Linked DNA regions of Homo sapiens: region 1 is linked to region 2. Evidence: chromatin loops called from intact Hi-C (ENCODE). Cell type or tissue: HCT116. All regions are shown on one strand. Each heading gives the region's core, and the rest is flanking DNA. Links, peaks and the distances in the headings are about the cores only.

Region 1 (8,331 bases), core at 143-8,142, 77 kb after region 2:
ATGCCACTTAAAAGATTGAGAAACTTAAATGTTTATCTGAGGTGAAACTGCTAAGGATAGGAGCTACCTTTACTAAACAAGTCTTCTTACTTCTACCCCAGTGCTTTTTCCATTATTAGTCTTATGGCTTTCAGCAGAATCACCTTGGGTTCTTGTTAAAAATGTAGATTCAGGCCGGGTGCAGTGGCTCACGCCTGTAATCCCAGCACTCTGGGAGGCTGAGGCGGGCGGATCACCTGAGGTCAGGGGTTCAAGACCAGCCTCAACATGGAGAAACCCCGTCTCTACTAAAAATACAAAATTAGCCGGGCGTTGTGGTGCATGCCTGTAATCCCAGCTACTCGGGAGGCTGAGGCAGGAGAATTGCTTGAACCTGGGAGGCGGAGGTTGCGGTGAGCCAAGATCACGCCATTGCACTCCAGCCTGGGCAACAAGAGTGAAACTCTGTCTCAGGAAAAAAAAAAAAAAAAAGTAGATTCTGAGGCTGAGTGCAGGGGCTCACGCCTGTAACCCCAGCACTTTGGGAGGCTGAGGTGGGAGGATGGCTTGAGTTCAGAGTTCAAGACCAGCCTGGGCCACATAGCAAGAGTTTGTATCTACTGAAAAAGAAAACAAGCAAAAAATTTAATGTCGATTCTGACCAGCATAAATCAGCAGGTCTGGGGTAGGGTTCAGGAAATGATATTTTATTTTATTTATTTATTTTTTGGAGACAGTTTCGCTATTGTTGCCCAGGCTGGAGTGCAGTGGTGCGATCTCGGCTCACTGCAACCTCTGCCTCCCGGGTTCAAGTGATTCTTCTGCCTCAGCCTCCCAAGTAGCTGGGATTACAGGCATGTGCCATCACGCCTGGCTAATTTTTGTATTTTTTAGCAGAGACAGGGTTTCACCATGTTGGCCAGGCTAGTCTCGAACTCCTAACCTAAGGTCATCCACCCGCCTCAACCTCCCAAAGTGCTGGGATTACAGGCGTGAGCCACCACGCCTAGCCCAGGAAATGATATTTTAAATATCCCCTTGCCCCATTTTTTAATGCAAATAGAATGGATCAGGGCTAGAAAAACATTCTTTTGGACCATATGAATAACAGGCTTCTAAGAAAATTACCTTCATTATAGTAAATAGGGTGGACAGTTTTTTTTTTTAAATTTATCCAAAATGTATTGGTTACACTAAAGTAGTATAGTGCTGTTTATTTTTTTTTTTTTATAGTCTTAGCCTTAGCCTAATTTACATTGTTTCCTATCTTAGTATTCATAGACTTTTGGACCTAGGTTAGTTTGCCTTATTAAAATGACACTGGGTTAGTAGGATACTTAGGCAAGAGAGTGGAGTGTCCAGGAAGCTTCTTAAGTGAGCAAAAGGGTATATAGTGATAGTGGTTTGTTTCTTCTTCTTCTTCTTCTTCTTCCTCTTCCTCTTCTTCTTCCTCTTCCTCTTCTTCTTCCTTCTTCTTCTTCCTCCTTCTTCCCCCCCCCCCCTTTTTTTTTTTTTTGGCTCACGTGATCCTCCCACCTCAGCATCCTGTGTAGCTGTAGCTGGGAATATAGGCATTTGCCACCATGTCTGGCCAATTTTTAAATTTTTTTCATAGAGACAGGGTCTCCCTATGTTGCCTAGATTGGTCTGGAACTCCAGGGCTCAAGCTGTCATCCTGCCTCAGCCTCCCAAAGTGCTGGGATTATAGGCGTGAGCCACCATACCCAGCCTGTAATACTTTGATTATTGATCATAGATAATAATTTTCTCCATCTGTAAATGGGGTTGTTTCATTACCATCAAATTGTATGTAAAACATTTGGAAATTATCACAGATTCTGTTTTAGAGTATCTTTCATTTTAAGGTATTTACTTTCAAAAATGCCAAATTTAAATTAGCCGGGCTTGGTAGTGGGCTCCTGTAATCCCAGCTACTCAGGAGGCTGAGATAGGAGAATCGCTTGAACCTGGGAGGCAGAGGTTGCAGTGAGCTGAGATCACGCCACTGTACTCCAGCTGGGGCAACAGAGTGAGTGAGACCCTGTCTCACAAACAAACACCCCCAAAATGTCTAATTTGGAAATAAAAGGAAGACTAATTTCTTTATTTTCTGAACCCTTGAGCGTTCTGCATAGTGATTTAAAGTTTACAAAATATCTTCCATTTGTTGTCTCTTTTGGTCTGTATGCCAGTCCTAAAAAGGGGGATGGGGTAGGTGTGGTGTGATGGCTTATGCCTGTAGCCCTAGCTACTTGGGAGGTTAAGGCAGGAGGATTGCTTGAGCCCAGGAGTTTGAGGCTGCAAGTGAGCTATGATTGTGTGACTGCACTCTAATCTCCAGCCTGAGCCATAGAGCTAGAACCTGTCTTAAAAAAAAAAAAAAAAAGGTGGTGATAATATTTTCATTTTGCAGAGGAGGCTGCTGAGACTCAGGCTCTGCTTGCCAAAAGTCACACAAGTGTCTAGCTATTATCTCTTATTGGAGAGCTAAGCTTTGCAGCCCAGTCTTTTTTAGGGATTGCCTAGAAAAATATAGGAAGAAGTTTATTGGCTGGGTGCGGTGGCTCACACCTGTAATCCCAGCACTTTGGGAGGCTGAGGCGGGCAGATCACGAGGTCAGGAATTCAAGACCAGCCTGGCCAATATAGTGAAACCCTGTCTCTACTAAAAATACAAAAATTAGCCAGGCATGGTGGCACGTGCCTGTAGTCCCAGCTATTCAGGAGGCTGACTGAGGCAGGAGAATTGCTTGAACCCAGGAGGTAGAGGTTGCAGTGAGCCAAGAGTGTGCCACTGTACTCCAGCTTGGGCAACAGAGTGAGACTGTCTTAAAAAAAAAAAAATTTTTTTTTATTAAACATGAAATGGAGGCCAGGTGCGGTGGATCACACCTGTAATCCCAGCACTTTGGGAGGCCAAGGCGGGCAGATCACTTGAGGTCAGGAGTTCGAGACCAGCTTGGCCAACATGGTGAAACCCCATCTCTACTAAAACACAAAGAAATTAGCTGGGCATGGTGATGCATGCCTGTAATCCCAGCTACTCAGGAGACTGAGGCAGGAGAGTCACTTGAACCTGCGAGGCGGAGGTTGCAGTGAGCCAAGATTGTGACACTGTGCTCCAGCCTGGGTGACAGAGTGAGACTCAGTCTTTAAGGAAAAAAAAATAGATGAAATGGAGGAGTTGCAGTGGAAAGTTAAATGAGGCTGGAAAGTTTTGGGGTAATGGAGTGATCCTGGAATAGTAAAATTTTCAGTGTAGCTATGGAAAAACAATAGTAAGTTTAAGAAGGCATTTGATTGTTGGCTTATTATAGTATCACAAGACTGGCTGCTGTCTACATAATCCCCCCAGATATTTTCTACTCAAATATTTTCCACTCTTCAAACTTTAGAATTGTGAAGTGAACCTTATAGATTTGTCTAACTCCTTTATTTTTAAGACAGAGTCTCACTCTGTCGCCCAGGCTGGAGTGCAGTGGTGTGAACTCGGCTTCACTGCAAGCTCCACCTCCCGGGTTCACACCATTCTCCTGTGTCAGCCTCCCGAGTAGCTGGGACTACAGGCGCCTGCCACACGCCTGGCTAATTTTTTGTGTTTTTAGTAGAGACTGGGTTTCGCCGTGTTAGCCAGGATGGTCTCGATCTGCTGACCTCGTGATCTGCCCGCCTCGGCCTCCCAAAGTGCTGGGATTACAGGCGTGAGCCACTGCGCCTGGCCTTTAACTCCTCTATTTTTGGATCACGAAACTAATATAGGCGGCATGGTGACTCACACCTGTAATCCCAGCACTTTGTGAGGTTGAGGCAGAAGGATAACTCGAGGCTAGGAGTTTGAAACCAGCCTGGGCAACATAGTGAGACACCATCTCTACAAAAAAAAATTTTTTTTTTTTTAATTAGCCACACATGGTGGTGAGTGCCTGTAGTCCTAGCTACTTAGGAGGCTGAGGTGGGAGGATCACTTGAGCCCAGGAGTTCAGTGTTACAGTAAACTATGATGACTTCACTGCATTCCGTCCTGCCTAGGCAACAGGGTGAGATTCTGTCTCTAAAAATAAAAAGAAATTAATAGCTAATAATGGGTCACATGCCCCATTAGTGACAGAACTGTAATTCAGATCCCCTGAGTTTCATGTTGCCACTCTTTACAAGTATATTTTTTCTTTTGGAATTCATTAATCAAGAAATACTCATGTAGGCTGGGCACAGTGGCTCATGCCTGTAATCCCAGCACTTTGGGAGTATGAGGTGGGTGGATCACCTGAAGTCAGAAGTTCGAGGCCAGCCTGGCCAACATGGTGAAACCCCGTCTCTACTAAAAATACAAAAAATTAGCCACCTGGTGGCGGGCACCTGTAATCCCAGCTACTCAGGAGGCTTGAGGCAGGAGAATCGCTTGAACCTAGGAAGTGAAGGTTGCAGTGAGCCGAGATCGCGCTGTTGCACTCCAGCCTAGGCAACAAGAGTGAAACTCCATCTTAGGGGGGGAAAAAAAAAAAAGAAAAAGAAATACTCACATAGATTGGAGCTCACTGGTAATTTTTGGTCTACCTACATGTATATAGGAGTGTACTGGGTACTTGAAGGAAGCCATTAATTTTTACTGTGACCTGTTTTTTAAAAAGAGGAAAAATGTTTTCAGAATTTCTAACAGACCACTTACCCTAAACCTAATTTCCTGGAAAACACCATTATTATGGGGGCTGACTTGAGGTTTTCCTTCACTGAAACTGGTTATGGCAACTTTCCAATTCAGTTTTTTAAAAGTTTGTCGATATATGTTGAATGTAAGTTCTTTAGTATTTTTTTCTTAAACATTTGATGCTTCCTTCTCCTTGACTACTGAGTGATAACAAGAAATGAAATTGAACAAGCCTTAAGGCTCTAATGACCAGTAATGTAAAACTCAAATATTTCATTATAAAAGTTTACATATTTTTTGATATATGGAGACCTTTCTAATATAGTGATATGTTCTACTTGATAAAATAATTCCTTGATTATGAGAGTTAAATCATTAGTATCTTGTGATGTTAAGCGGCGCGCATCATGATGACTAAGTATTTACAGTTGAACAAGTTTCAGACCCGCTACGAACATGTTCATTCTCTGAGTCAACAAATGCTTTTTAACTAAATGCCATTCTGGCCTACATACTGTGTCAGATATGGATATAAACATAAGTAAAACTCAGGGCACAAAAGTGCTACCACTTTTTTTCCCCCCGTGAGATGGAGATTCTCTCTTGTTGCCCCAGACTGGAGTGCAATGGTGTGATCTCGGCTCACTGCAACTTCTGCCTCCCAGTTTCAAGTGATTCTCCTGCCTCAGCCTCCCAAGTAGCTGGGATTACAGGAACATGCCACCACGCCCAGCTAATTTTTGTATTTTAAATGCAGACGAGGTTTTGCCATGTTGGCCAGGCTGATCTCGACCTCCTGACCTCAAGTAGTCTGCCTGCCTTGGCCTCCCACAGTGCTGGGATTACAGCCGTGAGCCACCATGCCTGGCCTTTTTTTTTTCTTTAAACTAAAGACTTAACTGTTTTTTTCCGTATCTCCTCAGCCCCATGTTTTAGACTATTTTACCCCAAAATTGTATTTATTAATTTGGCTTTCCCATTTGAAAAAACAAATTGATCTTAGCATGGTGGTTAGCTTGAGGCAATCTTTAGTGAGTCAGTATAATTTTAGCTAAAACAGTTGTATCTCATGTAAAAGTATGATTTTCTTTAGGTTTTTTTTTTTTAATTGAAAGTAACTCATGAATTCTCTTTATTATCTCTTCTAAGGGCTTGAGGATATCATGTTATCCCTGGATGAGATATCCTTCCCAGGCCTAACATTCTGATTTAACAACACTTTCACTAAAGCCTTTTGCCCCACCTTTGTTCCTGTTTATTAATATATTTAGTTATATGATTAAAATTGAACTATTTTATCCTAGATGGAAAGTATCAGATGGAAATTCGTTTAGGTCATAATTAAACTTGTGTGCCTTAGAAAACATCTGTATTTGAAAATCAAATTGGCCAGGCACCATGGCTCATGTCTGTAATCCCAGCACCTTGTGGGGCCAAAGTGGGCAAATTGCTTGAGCTCAGAAGTTCAAGAACAAACTGGGCGGGCAACATGGTGAAATCCCGTCTCTACAAAAAATAACAAGAATTAGCCACATGTGGTGGTGTGCACCTGTAGTCCCAGCTTCTTAGGAAGCTGAGATGGGAGGATTACTTGAGCCCAGGAGGTTGAGGCTGCAGTGAGCCGTGGTTATGCCACTGCACTCCAGCCTGGGCGATGGTGAGACCCTGTTTTAAAAAATAAATAAAGGAAGAAAAAAATCAAATTAATTTGGTTGTTGTATAGGTCACTAAAAAGGCCATGGCAAGAATATAGTAGGTTTTTGTAGTACTGGATAATTTGAACTCTATTTTGGGTAGAAAGTTTTTCCTTTTTTTTTAAACCTTAAAAACTCTCTAGGGATTAAGTAATGTGCTCAATGTTTTCAGTTAATGTTTTCTGAGAGGTAGCATATATCATATGTTAGAGTTGCTTAGAAAAATATCTAAACGATGCTGAAAGTAATAATTGTTTCTATGCCACCTAAAGACTCATTTTCAGGAGAAATTTGCAAAAATTAAGCTTTGGTTTGGAAATAAATGTACCATTTTTTATTCAGTGTTTCTGAAAGTTTCATGTGATCACAGTTTCAATAAATGAAATGATATTTAAGTCCATTAACATGACTTGAATCCTATTTTGAATACTTTTGCAAATCAGAGAATCACCTGCGTAATTTTTTTTATCTTGATTTTCACATATGTATTTGCATTACTTAAAAAGAAGAAATAAGTACTTTAAAGATGTCAGTGTAGGTTCTTGGCCTTTATCAGTTTAATGGTCTTTTTTCCCCTCTTTTCTCTTTTTCGACAAGGTTTTTCTCTGTCACCCAGGCTGGAGTGCAGTGGTGCGATGATAGCTCACTCCAGCTCCTGGGCTCAAGTGGTCCTTCTGCCTCAATATTTTCAGTGGCTAGGACTGCAGGTGCATGCCACCATGCCCAGCTAATTTTTTTAAGAAAAATTTTTTGGAGAGACAGAGTCTTGCTCTATTGCCCAGTATGGTCTCAAACTCCTGTCCTCAAGGCATCTTCCTGCCTTGGCCTCCCCAAGTGCTGGGATTACAGGCGTGAGCCACCAAGCCCAGCCCAGTTTTAATTGTCTTTTGAAAGTGGATTTTAGGCCGGGCTCATTGGCTTACACCTGTAATCCCAGCACTTTGGAGGCTGAGGTGAGCAGATCACTCAAGCCCAGGAGTTTGAGACCAGCCTGAGCAATATGGTGAAACCCCATCTCTACTAAAAATACAAAAATTAGCCAGATGTAGTGGCAGGCACTTGTAGTGTCAGCTACTCAGGAGGCCTAGAGGCAAGAATTGCTTGAGCCTGGAAGCTGGAATTTACAGTGAGCGGAGATGGCACCACAGCACTCCAGCCTGGGTGACTTAGCAAGATCCTGTCTCAAAAAAAACATGGATTTTGTGACTTTTTGATGGCTTTTATATTTACTTGCACTTCATTAAGGTCGTCTTTAAAGACAACTTTAGATATCTTTAAAAGACAACTTCAGACATTTTTAAGCTTTTTTAACTGCTTATGCATTAGCTTCACAAATGTTCTGTTTTCTCTCATTCTCAGCTGAAGTTCCAGCTGGTCAGATTACTCTATTTTGCCTATTTATTGGTAATTCATGGAACGTGGTGCTGCGGTTGTGGTGTTTTTTTTTTTTTTTACATCATCACTATATGCAGTGCCCAGAACAGTGCCTTGAATATAGTAGAAACTCTCTTTCTCTCTCTCCTTCTCTCTCTCTCTCTCTCTCTATATATATATATATGTATATATATACGTATACATATACACACATATATATGTGTATATATATATTATTTTATTTTATTTTATTTTTGTCTCTTTGAGACAGAGTTTCACTCTTGTTGCCCAGTCTGGAGTGCGATGGTACGATGTCAGCTCACTGCAACCTCCGCCTCCCGGGTTTAAGCGATTCTCCTGCCTCAGCCTCCCAAGTAGCTAGGATTACAGGCATGCACCACCATGCCCAGCTAATTTTGTATTTTTAGTAGATACAGGGTTTCACCATGTTGGTCAGGCTGGTCTTGAACTCCTGACCTCAGGTGATCCACCCGCCTCGGCCTCCCAAATTGCTGGGATTACAGGCCTGAGCCACCGTGCCCGGGCTTTTGATTTTTTTGGGGGGCGGGGGGAAGGAGTGTCGTTGTGTTGCCCAGGCTGGAGTGCAGTGGTGCAATCTTAGCTAACTGCAACCTCTGC
Region 2 (8,331 bases), core at 38-8,037:
CCACATTTTGTTTATCCATTCATCTGTTGATGGACATTGAGTTGCTTCCACTTTTTGGCTATTATGAATCATACTGCCATGAACATTTGTGTACAAATCCTCATCCCTTCTTGCATCTCAGACCTTCCATCTGGGATCCCTTTCCTTCTGCCTGAATTGCATCCTTTAGAATTTTTTTCATGAGGCACTTCAGTGAGGCTGATAGCAAACTGTTTTAGTTTTTACTTGTTTGAAAATTCAGTCTTGGCTGGGTGTGGTGGCTCACACCTGTAATAACAGCACTTTGGGAGGCCGAGGCAGGTGGATCACCTGAGGGTCAGGAGTTCGAGACCAGACTGATCAACATGGTGAAACTCCGTCTCTACAAAAATTAGCTGGGCGTGGTGGTGGGTGCCTGTAATCCCAGCTACTTGGGAGGCTGGGGCAGGAGTAGGCTGCCCCACTTGAACCCGGGAGGCAGAGGTTACGGTGAGCTGAGATCATGTCATTGCACTCCAGCTTGGGTGACAGAGAAAGACTCCATCTCAAAATAAAAAAGAAAGAAAGAAAAGAAAAGAACATTTACTCTTGAATTCTAGGTTGGAAGTTATTTTCTTTCAGTATGTTCAAGATATCATTCTACTGGCTTATGGCTTCCATTATTGCTGTTGTTGAGAAGGCTGCTCTTAAGATTTTCTTTCTATATTCAGGCCAGGCGCAGTGGCTCATGCCACCTAGCACTTTGGGAGGCCATGGTGGGTAGATCACTCGAGGTCAGGAGTCAAGACCAGCCTGGCCAACACAGTGAAACCCCGTGACTACTAAAAATACAAAAATTAGCTGGATGTGGTGGTGGGCACCTGTAATCCCAGCTACTCGGGATGCTGAGGCAGGAGAATCTCTTGAACCTGAAGGCAGAGGTTGCAGTGAGCTGAGATCATGAGCTGAGATCACGCCACTGCACTCCAACCTGGGTGATGGAGTGAGACTTTCTCTCAAAATAAAATTTTTTTTCTTTCTGTATTCAGAATTCTGACATTTCATTGTGATGTATCTGCATGTAGATTCTATTTTATTTATCCTGCTTAGAATTCTTCACGCTTCCAGAACTTGTGGATTGATGCTCCATCAGAATTGGGAAATTCTCAGCCATTATCTTTTCAAATCTTCACCTTGCCACATTCTCTTGTTCTTTCCTTTAAAAAAAAAGTATTTTAAATAAAATAAAATGGGGTCTTGCTGTTTTGCCCAGGCTGGGTTCAAAATCCTGGCTCAAGCAATACTCACATAGTGGGATGAAAGGTATGCATGCACCACCATGCCTGGCTTCTTTTTTTTTTTTTCCTTCTAGAATTCTGATTAAACGATATTAGATTCTTTCATTGTATCCTCCATGTGTCTCAAACTCTTCTTTTTGTCCCTTTTCTGCATTCTGGGTAATTTCTTCTGCTCTGTCTTCCAATGCCTCTCTGGGATCCCACTTTCCTTTAAGTTTTGGCCTGGAAATTCATCTCTCTTGTCAAATATCTGTAATATTGCTAAGGATTTTTTTTTTTTAATTGATCATTCTTGGGTGTTTCTCGCAGAGGGGGATTTGGCAGGGTCACAGGACAATAGTGGAGGGAACGTCAGCAGAAAAACAAGTGAACAAAGGTCTCTGGTTTTCCTAGGCAGAGGACCCTGCGGCCTTCCACAGTGTTTGTGTCCCTGGGTACTTGAGATTAGGGAGTGGTGATGACTCTTAAGGAGCATGCTGCCTTCAAGCATCTGTTTAACAAAGCACATCTTGCACCGCCCTTAATCCATTCAACCCTGAGTGGATACAGCACATGTTTCAGAGAGCACAGGGTTGGGGGTAAGGTCACAGATCAACAGGATCCCAAGGCAGAAGAATTTTTCTTAGTACAGAACAAAATGAAAAGTCTCCCATGTCTACCTCTTTCTACACAGACACAGCAACCACCCGATTTCTCAGTCTTTTCCCCACCTTTCCCCTTTCTATTCCACAAAACTGCCATTGTCATCATGGCCCGTTCTCAATGAGCTGTTGGGTACACCTCCCGGACGGGGTGGTGGCCGGGCAGAGGGACTCCTCACTTCCCAGTAGGGGCGGCCGGGCAGAGGCGCCCCTCATGTCCCAGACGGGGCGGCTGGCCGGGCGGGGGGCTGACCCCCCCACCTCCCTCCCGGACGGGGCGGCTGGCCGGGCAGGGGGCTGACCCCCCCACCTCCCTCCCGGACGGGGCGGCTGGCCGGGCAGAGGGGCTCCTCACTTCCCAGTAGGGGCGGCCGGGCAGAGGCGCCCCTCACCTCCCGGACGGGGCGGCTGGCCGGGCGGGGGGCTGACCCCCCCACCTCCCTCCCGGACGGAGCGGCTGGCCGGGCAGAGGGGCTCCTCACTTCCCAGTAGGGGCGGCCGGGCAGAGGCGCCCCTCACTTCCCGGACGGGGCGGCTGGCTGGGCGGGGGGCTGATCCCCCCACCTCCCTCCCGGACGAGGTGGCTGCTGGGCAGAGACGCTCCTCACTTCCCAGACGGGGTGGCTGCTGGGCGGAGGGGCTCCTCACTTCTCAGACGGGGCGGCTGCCGGGTGGAGGGACTCCTCACTTCTCAGACGGGGCGGTTGCCAGGCAGAGGGTCTCCTCACTTCTCAGACCATGGGTGGCCGGGCAGAGATGCTCCTCACTTCCCAGATGTGATGGCGGCCGGGAAGAGGCGCTCCTCACTTCCTAGATGGGATGGCGGCCGGGCAGAGACGCTCCTCACTCTCCAGACTGGGCAGCCAGGCAGAGGGGCTCCTCACATCCCAGATGATGGGCGGCCAGGCGGAGACGCTCCTCACTTCCCAGACGGGGTGGCGGCCAGGCAGAGGCTGCAATCTCGGCACTTTGGGAGGCCAAGGCAGGCTGCTGGGAGGTGGAGGTTGTAGCGAGCCAAGATCACGCCACTGCACTCCAGCCTGGGCACCATTGAGCACTGAGTGAACGAGACTCCGTCTGCAATCCCGGCACCTCGGGAGGCCGAGGCTGGCGGATCACTCGCGGTTAGGAGCTGGAGACCAGCCCGGCCAACACAGCGAAACCCCGTCTCCACCAAAAAAATACGAAAACCAGTCAGGCGTGGCGTCGCGCGCCTGCAATCGCAGGCACTGGGCAGGCTGAGGCAGGAGAATCAGGCAGGGAGGTTGCAGTGAGCCGAGATGGCAGCAGCACCGTCCAGCTTCAGCTCGGCATCAGAGGGAGACCGTGGAAAGAGAGGGAGAGGGAGACTGTGGAAAGAGAGGGAGAGGGAGACCGTGGGGAGAGGGAGAGGGAGAGGGAGAGGAGGATTTTTTTTTTAAAAAGCCTTTATCCAGCTTTTGCATTTGTTTTCAATGGGAAGGTTGGTCTGAATAACTTAGCCTATCATTACAGGAAATGGAAGTCCTACCATCCTCCTCACTCCCTCTTTTTCATGTATGTTCTCCTTTCCCTGATGATCCAAATTGGAGCCATTCTCCAGGGACTGTCTCCAAGCCCATCTCTTCCATCGGCCCTTCCCTGTCCTGCCCCTGTTGAGCTTTCCTGCCCCTAGAACTAGAACCGATTGTCCCCTACTCAGTGGCAGCACGTGGGGACCTCTCCTGGATTGTTCACTTATCAGATAGCTTAGGAATTGATGTATTGTCTTCCACAGTAGATGATCAGCTCTGTAGGTGATCAGGGAAGGCAGGAATAGCTCCCACCAGTAGCTCAAAATCATAGCAAATAAGAAGGGTTGGTGGAGATAAGAGAGATTTGAGTACAGTAAGTTTGAAGCAGTTTCTGGTGTCTGACCAGGTATTCGATGGTACAGGTTAAGACCCTCTGTCCCCAACGGCTTCTTTAAACCCCTATTGGCCCCAAGGGACCTTCTTCCTCGAACTGGAGGCTTCTGGGAGAGGGAGCTTGGTTCTGGAAACCCCAGGTCAGACAGCACCAGGGGGCGGTAGAGGCTTAAAGGCAACTGCATTGCCCTGGCAGGAGAGTAGGTGACTGCCCAAGCATTCCCATTGCAGCCCTGGGCCACGTTCACGTACTTGGGGGTCGAGCCGGAACCGAACAGAACTAGGCTTAGACCAATGTACCTGCTCCAAGTTGGACCTCTTTCGGTCCCCAGGACCTAAAACAAGATATGATGAATGACCTCCCTTCCATCCTGTCCTGTATCCCCTTGGGTCCCGTGCTAAGGTGGCGCCCCACTGAATTCCAGTTTCTGGACCAGGGAAATCCTTTCAATCCACTCTCCTAATCATTCTCAGCTAAAAAAAAAAAAAAGTTTTAATATATGATAGTGAGTGTCAATTAAGGTATAAAAAAAAAGAGAATGAGGATGGACTTGCCTTATTGTGGCGTGATCTCTGCTCTCTGCAGCCCCGACCTCAGGTGATCCTCCCACCTTAGGCTCCCTAGTAGCTGGAACTACAGGTGCTGCACCACCACCCTCGGCTAATATTTTTATATTTTTTGTAGAGACAAGGTTTCACTATGTTGCCCAGGCTGATCTCAAACTCCTGGACTCAAGTGATCCACCCTCCTTGGCCTCCCAAAGAGCTGGGATTACAGGCTTGAGCCACCAGGCCTGGCTGAAATTCTAATATATAACACAGGGGTTTGTTCAGTTAAGTGGGAAAAGAATAAAAATGATTTTACCATAGCTGGATTTCCAAATGGAAGAAAATAAAATTAGAGCTTTATCTTATACCATATGCAAAAATAAACTCCAGCTGGATCAAAAATTTAAATATAAAACTAAATGCATAAAATCTAATGAAAATCTAGAAGCCCGCATGTATGATGTATAAGAGTGGGAAAATATTAACCAAGATTGAAAATCGAGAAGCTACAACAGGAAAAAAAGGGTATAAATATTTCACTGTATAAAAGTTAAAACATTTTGGGGATGGAAAAACAGGACATAAATACAGGCATTAGGAAAATTTTCTTTTAAAAAGGAAAATAGTAGATTTAGAAATACGTTGTAATGCAGGTGGCAAGCCATGAGTTAACAGCTGTACTATACAAAAAGATCTTACAAGTTAACAAGAAAAAGACAAACACTTCACGGAAAAATGGTGAAGTCATGGATAGAGGATTCATGGAAACACAATTATTAAAAAAGACTCAGGCCTGTAATCCCAGCACTTTGGGAGGCCGAGGCAAGCAGATCACGAGGTCAGGAGATCCAGACCATCCTGGTTAACACAGTGAAACCCCGTCTCTAGTAAAAATACAAAAAGTTAGCCAGGCATGGGGACATGTGCCTGTAATCCCAGCTACTCGGGAGGCTGAGGCAGGGGAATCACTTGAACCCAGAAGGCTGAGGTTGCAGTGATCTGAGATTGCGCCACTGCACTCCAGCCTGGGCGACAGAGACTCTGTCTCAAACAACAACAACAACAAAGAAACACATATCTACTCTCTAACCGAGCAATCCTACTCTTAGAAATCTATCCCATGGAAATAAAACCAGCCATCCATAGGGATAGGTGTACAGTCTAAGGATGCTCAGTGTAGGATTAGTTAGTTGCAAAACACTGAAAACAGTAAATGCCCATCAGCGAATGGTTGAATAAATGGTTAACAGCCATTCAGTGAAATATTATTCAGTCTTTAAAAAGAAGGGAACTGAGGGCCAGGCACAGTGGCTCATTTCTGTAATCCCAGCACTTTGGGAGACCGAGGCAGGCGGATCACGAGGTCAGGAGTTTGAGACCAGCCTGGCCAATATGGTGAAACCCTGTCTCTACTAAAAATACAAAAATTAGCTGGGTGTGATGGTGCGTGCCTGTAGTCCCAGCTACTCCGGAGGCTGAGGCAGGAGAATTGCTTGAACCCGGGAGGTGGAGGTTGCAGTGAGCCAAGATCGCACCATTGCACTCCAGCCTGGGCCACAGAGCGAGACTCCGTCTCAAAAACAAAAACAAAAACAAAAAACAAAAAAGAAGGGAGCTGTAGAGCTGTAACAATTGTCTTGGAGGAATATTTAGGAGGTATTGTTGAGAAAGAAAAGCAAGAAGCAAAAAGTGTGAATAATGTGATCCTGTTTTTTGAAAACTAACAACAAATCCCCTATATTTCCTGTACACATATATATGTGTGTATATATATGACTATATGAGCAATAAAAAGTGAATGAATACAAACTGGGTAGTGGACATGGGTTACCTGGTTGGGAGAGAAGGAGAGGAAAAAAGAAGTTTAAAAACAAGATTAGGCCAGGCGCAGTGGCTCATTTCTGTAATCCTAGCACTTTGGGAGGCTGAGGCGGGCAGATCACGATGTCAAGAGATCGAGACCATCCTGGCCAACATGGTGAAACCCCGTCTCTACTGAAAATACAAGAATTAGCTGGACATGGTGGCACGCGCCTGTAGTCCCAGCTACTTGGGAGGCTGAGGCAGGAGAATCGCTTGAACATGGGAGTCAGAGGTTGCAGTGAGCCAAGATTATGCCACTGCACTCCAGCCTGGTGACAAAGCGAGACTCCGTCTCAAAAAAAAAAAAAAAAGAAGAAGACTAGGTTTGGTGTGGTGGCTAATGCCTGTAATCCTAGCATTTTGGAAGGCCAAGGTGGGCAGATTGCTTGAGCCCAGGAGTTTGAGACCAGCCTGAGCAACATGGTGAAACCCTGTCTCTACAAAAAACAAAAATAAAAAAATTAGCCGAGCATAGTGTCGTGTGCCTGTAGTCCCAGCTACTCAGGAGGCTGAGGTAGGAGGACCACTTGAGCCCAGGAGTTTGAAGCTGCAGTGAGCCATGATCGTGCCACTGCACTCGAGCCTGGGTGACAGAGGAAGACCCTGTCTCAAAAACAAACAAACAAAACACTGCTTTAAAAAGTTTGGAAGATAGAATAACACTTAATGTGTTTAGGTAAAATTGTTTGTACTGATATGTAGAAAAATCGTTTTAAAAGAATAAAATAGTAAAAAATCTAGTTCAGACCTTCATCACCTCTTATCAGTCTTCCCCTGTCAAGGAGAGTCAGACCTCAGTCCACACTGAACCCCTTACAGACTCTTTCCTGTCCCTACACCAGACCCATGGACATTGAAGATCATATCTAAATCAGGTCTGTTCCTCCAAAGTCTGAATGGTGCCAAGTGTCCGGGGCCAATCCCTGCTTAAATATTCAGTAAGTCTCTTGAGGTGATTGCTTCATCTCTCAGCCTGGAGAATCTTCAGAGGGAAGGTGGATGCCACAGCCCCTTGCCTCATAGAAATACATTTTTTTTTTTTGAGACAGGCTCTTGCTCTGTTGCCCAGACTGGAGTGCAGTGGCGGGATCGCCACTTGCTCACTGCAGCCTTGACCTCCCAGGCTCAAGTGATCCTCCCACCTCAGCCTCCTGAGTAGCTGGGGTTACAAGCACATGTCACCACCACACCCAGATAATTTTTTTTTTTTTTTGAGACGGAGTCTCACTCTGTCGCCAGGTTGGAGTGCAGTGGCACCATCTCAGCTCACTGCAACCTCCACCACCCAGCTTCAAGCAATTCTCCTGCCTCAGCCTCCTGAGTAGCTGGGACTACAGGCGTGCGCCACCACACCCGGCTAATTTTTTATTTTTAGTAGACACGGGGTTTCACCATGTTGGCCAGGTCTGGATCTCTAGACCTCGTGATCCACCCGCCTCAGCCTCCCAAAGTGCTGGAATTACAGGGGTGAGCCACTGCGCCCAGCCAATTTTTGTGTTTTTCGTAGAGATGGAGTTTCACCATGTTGCCCAGTCTAGTCTTGAACTCCTGGGCTCAAGTGATCTGCCTGCCTTGGCCTCCCAAACTGCTGGGATTACAGGTGTGGGCTCATAGAAATGCTTGTGGCCTCATAGAAATTCTTTTTTTTTTTTGAGATGGAGTCTTGCTCTGTCACCCAGGCTGGAGTGCAATGGTGCAGTAGTCTAGGCTCACTGCAACCTCCGCCTCCTGGGTTCAAGCAATTCTCCTGCCTCAGCCTCCCGAGTAGCTGGGACTACAGGTGCGTGCCACCACACCTGGCTAATTTTTGTACTTTTAGTAGAAACAGGGTTTCACTATGTTGACCAGGCTCGTCTCAAACCTCTGACCTCATGATCTGCCCACCTTGGCCTCCCAAAGTGCTGGGATTACAGGCGTGAGCCACTGCACCCTGCCTCATAGAAATTCTAGAAGCAGTCTGCCTCAAATGTTCATGGGCATCAGAATCATGGTTTGAGGGATGAGGATGGCATTCTGACTGGCAGGACTGGAGTGGAGCCCAATAATCAGTGTTATTTTTCAAACATTCCCATGTTATTCTGCTACCACTTTGAGAATCTCTTCTAAACACAGAACCACATAGACAGTTGATTTTTT

The links. Peaks named below come from ENCODE experiments on the same cell type or tissue, not always from the same donor. Only the 100,000 strongest peaks of a DNase experiment are listed, where the experiment ranks them.
Region 1: it touches region 2 in a loop (2.5-fold over the local background); 3 of 110 quality-filtered maps call a loop at or near these places.

The regions. Positions count from the first base shown.
Region 1 is chr17:44,441,654-44,449,984 of GRCh38, reverse strand. All of the region lies in intron 3 of GPATCH8 (G-patch domain containing 8), which reads left to right. Among named protein-coding and RNA genes, the nearest start is that of ITGA2B, 56 kb to the right of the region's middle. In HCT116, for the core only: CTCF peaks have their summits at 4,155 and 4,354 (motif pointing right); DNase peaks (open chromatin) are centred at 3,734 and 4,314; H3K27ac peaks cover 1,273 bases.
Region 2 is chr17:44,518,948-44,527,278 of GRCh38, reverse strand. No RefSeq gene overlaps it. Among named protein-coding and RNA genes, the nearest start is that of GPATCH8, 20 kb to the right of the region's middle. RefSeq lists a silencer at 3,786-3,845. In HCT116, for the core only: a CTCF peak has its summit at 3,948 (motif pointing right); a DNase peak (open chromatin) is centred at 3,918.